Regions from separate parts of the Homo sapiens genome. Here region 1 is linked to region 2. Evidence: chromatin contacts called from ENCODE Hi-C or POLR2A ChIA-PET data. All regions are on one chromosome and are shown on one strand. The core of a region is the stretch at or near the end of the contact, and the rest is flanking DNA. Distances in the headings are between cores, read along the strand shown.

Region 1 (5,170 bases), core at 1,309-3,808, 55 kb after region 2:
GGGTTATCTATCCATATCCTTGTTGCATATTTAGTTTTCTCTTTTTTTAGAATTGAAAGACACACTGAAATGCTTGTAGAAAGATCCTTATCCATTTCCATAATCACTTTCTTAGGATGAATTCCCAGAAGTGGAATTGTTAGGTCAAAGCTATACCTATGCCACATACACATCCAGGCTCCCTCCCTCCAGGAATGTAGTACCAAGTTACACTCTGACCAGCACCCAAGACATGAGAGGACCTTGTTGTTCAGCTCCTTCAATAACATTTAAAAAATCTCTCAGTCAATTTGATTAATAGAAAATAGCATCTTATTTAAAAGTTTGTTCTCTTTATTAGGCACTTGAACATTTTTTATAAGTTTATGGGGTCATATGTATTCTCTCCTCTGTAAACTGACTTTATATATATTGGCTTTTTTAAAAAAGAAGGAGCATTTGTTTTTTAATTCTTTGTTAAAGCTTTTTTTTTTTAACAAAGCTATTCAAACTTTATATGTCTGACATTAATATAAACATTTTCCTAGTTTGCAGCTTAAACGAAATTGTTTTTAATTGTAAAACTAGTAAATACTTTAAAATAGATTCAAAAATATAAATCCACATATAATTAAGATTTAGAGGTATCATCTTTTCTTCCTTCAATCCATCCCTCAGAGTATCATTTGCTTTTTAATTTTGTATGAAACTTTTGGCATAAAGGTCTTAAATATTCAAATAGTCAAATCTATTGACCTTTTTTCCTTCAGTTTCTGCCTTAGTTTGTTAGAAATAATCTTAATGCATTAAGATAAGTATATTCACTTATGCTTTCTTCTAAACTTTTCATCATTTAATTCTTAAATTTAATTTTTAATACATTTGTAATTTATTTTGCTACACGATATAAAGTTGTGATCTATATATTTTTCCAAATAGTTAACAATTTTCTTTAACCCAAGTACATTATCTGCTGCGGCGTTTTTACTTTTTTTTTTTTAAACCTTTCTTTAAATGATGGCTTCACTGGGCGTGAGGGTAGCGGTAGAAGCATCCTTGGGGGCTGGGACTTTGTAGGTTTTGCCTCCTCAGTACCAAGAGCGCCGAAGGAGTAGTCTGACATCCCCATGTGTTGGACACCCTCCAATGGCAGTCCCTCCCCTGGCTGACCCCCTACACCTCGGATTTCGGACTGCTCCTCTCAGCCTCCTCCCTGGGCCCTTGCTCCTGTACCCATGATTTGAGAATTAGGGGGGCCGTCACTCCCTCTCTTGTGCAACCTTTGTCAAACTCGAGGCATCAACAACTCCTATATTTACCACCCTTCAAATACTGGCATCCCTCCCAGAGCTCTATCCTGAGTTCCTGTCCATAAAAAAAATCTACAAGTATCTCATTATCATTTCAATCTGAACATGTTCAAAACTGAACTCATATATCCCCCCTAATCCAAACCCTTTTTATCTTCTCTTCTTTAAAGAATGGGGCCACCATCCTCCCAATTTCCTAAACAAGTAACCTGGAAGCCATCCCATATACACCGTCTCTCCCCTATTGTGTCATTAAATCCTATTGTTTCTACCCTTCAATATCTCTTGACATACTTTCCTTTATTCCCCTTCTACCCACCCTTGGCCTAATTGGTTTCTAGATTCCTGCAGAACCTTTGTTCTCCCAGCTGCCAGTCTGCCCCTCTGCAGTCCATCATCCTCACTTCCACCACAGGAACATTTTCAAAGAAAAAGGAAACACGGGGTGCCCTGTCACACTGCCTTCCCCACCGCCCGCGTGAGTCTCCTGGGGCTCCCCCTTTTCACCCCAATGAGAAGCCCTCTGCTGCGGCGGCCCTTGTGCACCACATTTTTCACAGGGCAGCAATTCAGCGCAAGAGAGGATGGGAAGGGGAGGAGATAGGGGTTTTTAGAAGGGGCTTTGGATTCAGGACGTGTTTGGAGTCTAACTCTTGTTGGTCTGGGAAGTAACCCAGCCTCTCTGGGCCTGGTTTCCTTGGGCATATCAAGCTCTACCCCAGCCCCACCGCAGCCCACCGCCCGCCGCGTGTTGAAAGCTTGACTGGAGTTTCCCTGCAGGCAGGGGCACAGTGTGTGCAACGCTGCATCGCCCGAGCCTGGCACAGGGAGTGGCCCAAAAAAGCTGTTAGTGACTGAACGCAAGAATTTTCCGGTTAGCAGACGACGGGATGCAGCGGGCGCGGCGCCTGCACCACGCTGGGGGTCCCGGTGTCCGGGCTGGGCCGCTCCGACTCCGCCCGCGGCCACCGTCGGCTCAGGGGGTGCGAAGACCGCGGCGAGGCCCCTCCCCGCCTGCCTCCCGCCGCCCGCCGCGGACCAGGCGCTCCCTCCCGGCGGCTGGCGAGCCAGCTCCGGACATCCGTCCCCACCTTTCCGCTAAGCGCGGCGCCCGCGGGGCCTGCCTCGGCGGTCAGGTCAGCGGCCTCCAGCCTCACTCTCCGGCCCCAGCCCGCAGCCGCCGCCGAGCGGAGCGCACCTGACCCAGGCGGGCGGGGCGGGGCGGCGGGCGGGGCGCGGGGCTGACGTGGCCCGCGGCATGGAGCGGGCGTGATTCATCAGCATCCGCGCCGGGGCGGCATGGGGGCGCGCGCGGCGGCCGCCTAGGCGCCCAGGGCCAGGCAGCGGCGGCTTCCCCGGCCCGGCTCGCCCGCGCTTCTCTCCCTGTGGGCGGCGGCCCGGCGCCTGGAAGGTCAAGATGGAAGAAATCCTGAGGAAGCTGCAGAAGGAGGCGTCCGGGAGCAAGTACAAAGCCATCAAGGAGAGCTGCACCTGGGCCCTGGGTAAGCGTCCGGCACCTGCTCGCCGCGGCGGGAGGGCCGCGCGGCCGGGGCTGAACCCGCGCCTCCGCGCGTGGGGCTTTCGCGGAGCGTCGGTCATGGGTGCCGTTCTGGCGATTGCGAGAGTCGCCTCGGGAAATTGATGTGGGATTTGAGAGTCTTGGCTCGGGCGTGGACATCAGCCGCCTCCCCTCCGGTCTCTTTCACTCTCCGAAACCTTCCTCGGGAACCGCTGTCCTCCCTGCCTGGCGGCCCCCTTCTCCTGGTCCCGGCGCTGGGGACGATGCTTCCCCATCGCCGAGTTAGGCAGGACCCGGAGCCGGTGCGAATCCTGGGGCCTGACAGCGAAGCGCCTCTGGGGAAAAGGGAAGTTAAACCAACAACCCCGATGTCGAATCCTTGGCGAGTGGAACCAGGAAGGAAAGGCTTGTTTAATTTGATTTTCCTGATAGAGGTCAGCTTGCTTAGTGTTAGCTTTCCTGGTTATTGCACATGAAAAATAACATACGGGCGGGGATCATGTTACCTCTGCAATTCTGTTGTGGTCTGCCCTTCAGACAGGTGGGATTTTAGGGCTGTGAGCTGTGCTAGCGTTGAAGTAAGTTCCAGGGAGCAAATTTGTGTTTCTCATCAGACTCAGGTTGCAGAACTCAGCAGCGGAAAAAAACGGAAAGACATTTCAGTTAGGCGGGGTTTGGGCAATCAAAATGGTCAGGATGGTAATGCAAATAGATCAGAAGCATACTTTGGGTGATGGTGATGCTTTTTAGAAAGGAAAGGCCAAGAAGAAGCCAGCGCAGCTAGCTCTATGGGCTCCTCTCTCTGCCTTGCTGGAGCCTGATGTGATGCCTCAGTTGCCACTCAATTGAAAAATGAAATTGACTCCCTTTCCCTTGCAACCAAGAACCATCACTGTCTGTCATGACACTGTGTGTGCTTTGATGCAGCCTGAGATAGAGAAGAGCCTTTAGCAGGTTTTCCACTAAATGTAAAATTTTGAGAGTGGTTTAGGTGACTCTTAATATGTAGATGGTCTTAATTCACATATGTTTGGGTGTGTGTACAGGTAATTATAGCAGCATCTTTTTTTAAACCTGTGCCTATCATCACAAAATTGTCTAGAATATTGTCTAGGAAGTTTGTCTTGTAGGTAGAACCAGCACTTGACCATTCTAGCTTACTGTTAAAGAAAAATGGACCAGAAATCTGAGAGAACAGCAAGGCTCTTAAAGCCACAGTACTATTTTTGCCGTTGCCATTGTCATTCAGCAGCGTGATTCGAAGCTAGATTCCAAAATGCCTCTAATGAAGGGTCACAGATGGCTGGGTAACATGATAAAGCAGGGCCCAATTGTGCTTTAAACATGCCATTCCTAGTATTCGTTATTATTTTGCTGCAAATTAAGCAGATTTAGATAAACAGGGAGGAGGAGATTAATCTAGTATTTTAATAAGTTTAAATACTGACATCAACATCTTATTAAGTGAAACCACAACGTTGCTGAGTTTAGGTCCTTTAAAGCCACTGGGGAGGCTGAGCATTGAGGCAGGTAAATTTTTCGAGTCAAATCTGAAAGAAACCAGCCTGAGTGGATGTACTTCCTTTCCCAGTGATTGTTCTGTCATTAGCAAGACAAGACAGAAGTGCATGAAATAGTTAAATAATAGTGCAGGGCATTCATTGTGCAGTTGGATTGGGCAAACCAGGAAAACAAGTCAAAGAAGGGAGGATAAATGTGTTGTCCATGGATTGGGGGAGAATTGGTGTGAGCTGGTGGGGCTTTTGAAGTAGATTTCACTTGAAGAATGGGGAAGCTATGGGTTCCTTCTTTCCGTCGCTTCTTTATTTAGGAAACATTTATTAAGACCTCCCTGGTAATGAGCAATGGGATATATGGATGAATAAAATGTTCCCTGTAAGGAATTTGTTAGAAGGGCATGCTGGAGACATGAACAAAGGCCTATAGGGATAGGTTTTCCTGTTGCCTTTCCCACTCCAGTCCATTTCCACTGCCCGTCACTGTTTAGATTACAAAACACCTGTCACTCTTCAACCCCCCAATTTATTTCTAGATTAATGTGTAAATTCCTCAGAATGCTCTTCAGAATCTAGCCCCAGCCTCTGTTCTTGTCACTCCCCAACCAAGATTCAACAATCTAGTGGCAGTCAGCTGCAGCACTTTGTTGAACATGCTGTGTGGCACACTTCTCTCTTTGCCTTTGCTCTTGCTAGTCCTTCTGTAGGGAATTCCCTTTTCAGACTTGGCAAGGTCCATCTTGTTTAGGAAACATTCCCTGAGCTCCTCAATAGGATAAGTTGTTTGTCTGGGTTCAGATCCTTGCCTTGATGACTCTCTTAGAGTACCTACTATTTTGGATAAT
Region 2 (4,552 bases), core at 1,184-3,683:
GCGATGAGACAGACGTATAATAAGCACTTAAACTCATCTTTGGCTACAACGGCCAGAGGTAGCTCCATATCTGCTGTCTTCTTCCCACAGCCACTTCATGACAGCGGATCCCAGATTCATGATTTGATTCCAGATCTTGAGCAAGAGCCGTGTGTAATGCATTACTGGCACTTAATTAACTTTGCAAAGGTAGCAGGAATAACTAAACTGAGTTGTTAAAGCTATTACCATTTACGAAAATCAGTCATGCTGCATCATAAACAGATTTTTCGAGATCCACTTAGAAAATCGAGCTTTTCCAAGGACCAATTTCTATGTCAAACTGAATTATAAACTATACACTGGTTAGTGTTTTCTTTACAATGAAAAAAATTAACATTTAGACTTCTAATTAAAAATTCAACCAAACTAAGAAAAAAAACCTGCTTATTGCCTTCCATATACAAAGCACTGTATCAGTCTAAGGTGGAACACCACACCCTAAAAAGGTGAGCTCATCCTGCAAGTCAAGAAAAATAAAAATGGCATTGTGCATGTTTCACAAGAGGGCTGTGGTCACAGCCAGAGCCCTGCAGGTCAAATCATGTCCCGTCAGTAGCACTGATCATAGTTCTGCCAATATCCCCGCCACCAGTCAAAGGCACGCTAGTCTTACTTTATATGTGGAGGATTACTGCATATACTTTGGGTCTGCATTAGTCTTTGGAGTAGGGTATAATTATCAAAGTATGTTTAAAAACACACACGCAGATCTGTTAGGTCCCCTAGAAGAGACTGAGTTCAGATGCATTTTAACTAGAAGATAGAGGTACATTATTTCAAAAAACAATTAATTCGCTTTAAAAACCTAAAACACTGGAGATGATACAAACCTGAGCTGGCACAGTGTATGGGTTTTCAGAGAAGAAAACACACAAACTGCAAAGAAAGCTGGAATTTTCTGCAGTGTTTACATTTTATTACCTGGCTAATGGGGACCATGCTTCCTTTTGTGGGGAAGTGACGTCCAAAGGATTACACAAAAGAAAGGGCACCAAGTTGCTGATATAGTCCCCCGGAAACACAAATAAACAGGATTGGGTTGGAAGCCCTGGGCCACTTCAAAGAAAAAAATCAAGTCAATGGTAATAGTAAGAAATGAAAACAGGCAGGGTAGCTTGCTGTCTGTGTTTAAAACTATTAAACCCGGTAGGTAAAGCCCATTTGGCTTTAAGGTTTTATTAGGCTCTCACAGACCCCATCTCCACCCCCACACACATTGCTAATCACAGTAGACCCCAGCTGTGATTCCCATCCACCCCCAGGAAAGGAGAGGGGGCTTCCCACTGTGAAAGAAAATGCCTTCTCAGACAAGAACTATGCTCCAGTCCTGACTTTCAGCAAGGCAAGCAGGGAGCTTCCTCCATGCTGGGAAAATGGCATACAGTACTTCACCTGCTAGGTACATTAAATTTGTCAACTCTGCTTCACGTCGCGAGTGTAGGGAATGTGTTTGCTTTTTAGATTTCAAATCGGATTAAAATAATTAAGTTTTCTAAACAACAATGCCATGCTTAAACCAAAGGACACGCCCTAGAACAAGAGCTAACAAGAACTAGCCTGACCGGTAAAGTAGACTGAAATATCTATTGAAAACGTTAACTGCTAAAACTGCCTGAAAGGGCTTTTTTAAATGAGAAAGTTTTTTCAGCTATATCAAGTTGAACGAATCCACTGATATTAGGGAAGGCACGTTATTTCAATATTTATATTTTAATCATAAGAAGAAACGAGAAGGAAGAGAAATGGGAAGAAATTTCAGGTCTCCAAGAAACTTTGTTCATTATATTTACTCATCTAAACTTGCAATGCTTGAAATAATCTTTCGTACGTAACCGACAAAACCCAGGAAAAAAACTATACAGTTTGAACTACGGCCTTTTTTTTTTTTCTGTTTCTGAGCTTGGTGTTGGCCACCCAAAGCTACTGCTGCTGCATTTGGTTCAGGTCGGATGCATGAGCCCGAGCTCGTCCTAAACAGGCATTCTGAAAAGCACTGGCTCCCCCGACCCTGTGAGGGCCCATCACGCGCGGCGGCTTTTGCAGGCCGCGGCCCCGAGGGCTTCCTGGAGGCGGCGACGGCGGCGGCGGCGGGCACTCACCGTACTCCATGAGGCTCTGACAGCCCTCCTCGTAGGACCCGCTGCCGCCGCCCTCTTGGGAGCATTTCCACCACAGCGAGGACGTCTGGCCGTGGTCGCTAGACTGCAACCAGCCGCGGCCGGCCAGCGCGATGATGTCGAAGGCGATGGCGCTGAGTAGGAGCAGGGGCAGGATCCAGCGGCAGCGCTCGCAGGCCAGGCCGCAGCGGATCATGTTGACGGGCGGCGCGGGGCCGAGCGGAGCGGAGCGGAGCGGGTCGGAGGAGCGCGCGGGACGGGCGACAGCAGAGAGTGGCCTGCGAGCGCGGGCGCCGCCACAAAAGCGAAGAGGCCGCGGGGAGGCGGCTCCCGAGGACGCCGCTCCGGGCGGCCCCACCTAGATTCCGGTGACTCAGAGCGCGCCCGCCCCGACCTGCCCTGCCGGGCCGGGGCGGGCGGGGCCGCTGGTAAACAGGCTGGGTTCTGGTGACACCGGGCGGCGGCGGAAGGCGGCCCGAGGGTCCCGCGCGTCCCACAACCCTCCAGTCCCGCTCTCCTGGCCTCTCCAGGCGCGTGTTTTGTCTTCCTGGCGCACCAACATATACACTTGTTTATCTGCACAGCGCCAGCCTAATATCTGACCCCTGATGTCGCATCGTGGGGCGGTGGTCAGCAGTGCCATATCTGAGTTTTCAGCAGTGTGAGATGGGTGTTCTAATTGCACCTGTGGATAAAGGCTGCACTCCTTTGGACGCGTGCACCCAAACCCAGAAGCCCGTCCCTGACCCCTGCTGACACAGGTGATCCCTTCCTCCTAGGCTCCGCCTTTGCACCTTGGACCGTGGCTCCCCGGGTACTCTTATCTCTTTGCATGCTGTTCTTTCCTGCTGGGTTGCCAGATTTTGGAAAGCGGAGGCGATGCTGAATTTATCTGTGTATCCTTAGTGTCCGGCACCGTGTTTGGATCTCAAGGGGAGCTCAGTGAATTTGATGAATGAACATGTAATTTAACAAATGCTCGCTTCCTTTCGGAAAGGCTTCATCTGGCTTCCCCAGATAATTTCATGTCGCCTCTGCTGCAGTCCACTTCCTATCACGAATCTCTACCTATTTAAACTGCACTCTCTCTACTCTTCATTTACTATTTTGAGGTTTTTCCAAATAAAAATCATACGTCAGCATGCAACCTGCATTTAGGATCCCCCCTTCGGTGTCCTGGGCTAGCTCCCGTCGCAGTTCTGACTCCTAAGATGTGACAGGAAGGGTGGGGTGGCAGCCAGGTGTGCCGCTGAGGACAAAGGAGTTCTCAGTGTCAGGCACCTCGGTGGCCTTGGGAAAATCACTGAAACATCGTATGGGGGTCATGTCTTAACCCTGTACCTCCAAAGATTTCTTCTGAATCCCCTATTTTTTCTGTTAATTTAATATAAAAGTGGGAACTACTTAAAAATATTTTAAATTGTATTCCAATTTGATATTCTCAATAGAAACAGAATACTCTTTTGACTTATGCCATTTTCTGGCAATTCTTGAGGACGAATAAAAGCATGGAGAAAGTATCTGAAAATACATGAAATAATTTCCCTAGCCTTCATTTTACATAATTCAAGTTTTACATAAACCACGTCATATATTTTTATTACAGGAAAATATTTTCACTTTCAAAGAACACAAGAGGGTGTTCTGCCAAAAGTTAATTTTGTATCGTGGAAGCTGTGTGAAGAAAATGGTGATATTTATGTTCTCAGGGTTTTCAAAAGTAATGAAGATATTTGTTTAATTAGCTATGTATAATATATTTGTGAGAAAAAAAAATTCTTATAAGTCAAATACTGACCAGAAGCAAAGTGGCTTCAGACAAAATGAGAGTTTTGCAGGCATCTTAATATCTCTGGATAATTTTGGACTTGATATATATAATTTATTTTCGTTATTCAATGAAACCATTTCCGATGGGCTTGAGGAAAAGAGCTCATTAATGCCGAGGTGAACACAAAGAGATTAGCTCTTCACAATTTCTGGAAGAGACCACATTGACCCTGGTGGGTTTCCAACAATAATATACCCAACATGTGGTACAGACTCTGGAACCGGATGGTTCAGGTTTACACGCTTTCTCATATTCGCTGTGTGACACTGGGCAGGTTAGTTCAGTTTTTTGTGCCTCCATTTCCTCATCTGTAAGACAGACAGTGCTAACCTCAGTGTTTTAATGATTGTTAAAAGAGCAAATTCATCTAAAGTGCTCAAGATAGTTCCTGCATATAGTAAGGGTTGATGATGATGATGATGATTTTTCATATAGGTTTTCCACTTTTGAACATTGAAAGAGGGGAATGTCCATGTTTCTAAAGGGCAAATTCTATAGGTGAATACCAACTGTAAGTGACTAAGTTATTTGAGACAATGCAATCATTCATCCTAGCCATATT

What was found. Hi-C counts contacts between places; a loop is a spot of excess contacts on that map. ChIA-PET counts read pairs that join two places held with the same protein, here RNA polymerase II (POLR2A). Pooled maps may share reads with other maps.
Region 1: a loop to region 2 is called in a map of naive thymus-derived CD4-positive, alpha-beta T cell, with 2.1 times the contacts of the local background. The contact joins the promoter of ARFGEF3 here to the promoter of PERP in region 2. A Hi-C loop is called at or near these places in 7 of 168 maps with a recorded cell type or tissue (Caco-2, chondrocyte, dorsolateral prefrontal cortex and 3 more) and 8 of 50 pooled maps. POLR2A ChIA-PET finds 5 or more read pairs at or near these places in 6 of 52 experiments (CD4-positive, alpha-beta T cell, HEK293, PC-9 and 3 more).

The regions. Positions count from the first base shown.
Region 1 is chr6:138,159,381-138,164,550 of GRCh38, forward strand. ARFGEF3 (ARFGEF family member 3) reads left to right here and starts at 2,559. Exons shown (of 34, transcript NM_020340.5): 1 at 2,559-2,791. The coding sequence starts at 2,707. RefSeq lists an enhancer at 2,368-3,338 and a silencer at 2,432-2,661.
Region 2 is chr6:138,104,986-138,109,537 of GRCh38, forward strand. PERP (p53 apoptosis effector related to PMP22) reads right to left here and starts at 2,434. Exons shown (of 3, transcript NM_022121.5): 1 at 2,142-2,434. The coding sequence starts at 2,355. RefSeq lists a silencer at 2,563-2,612.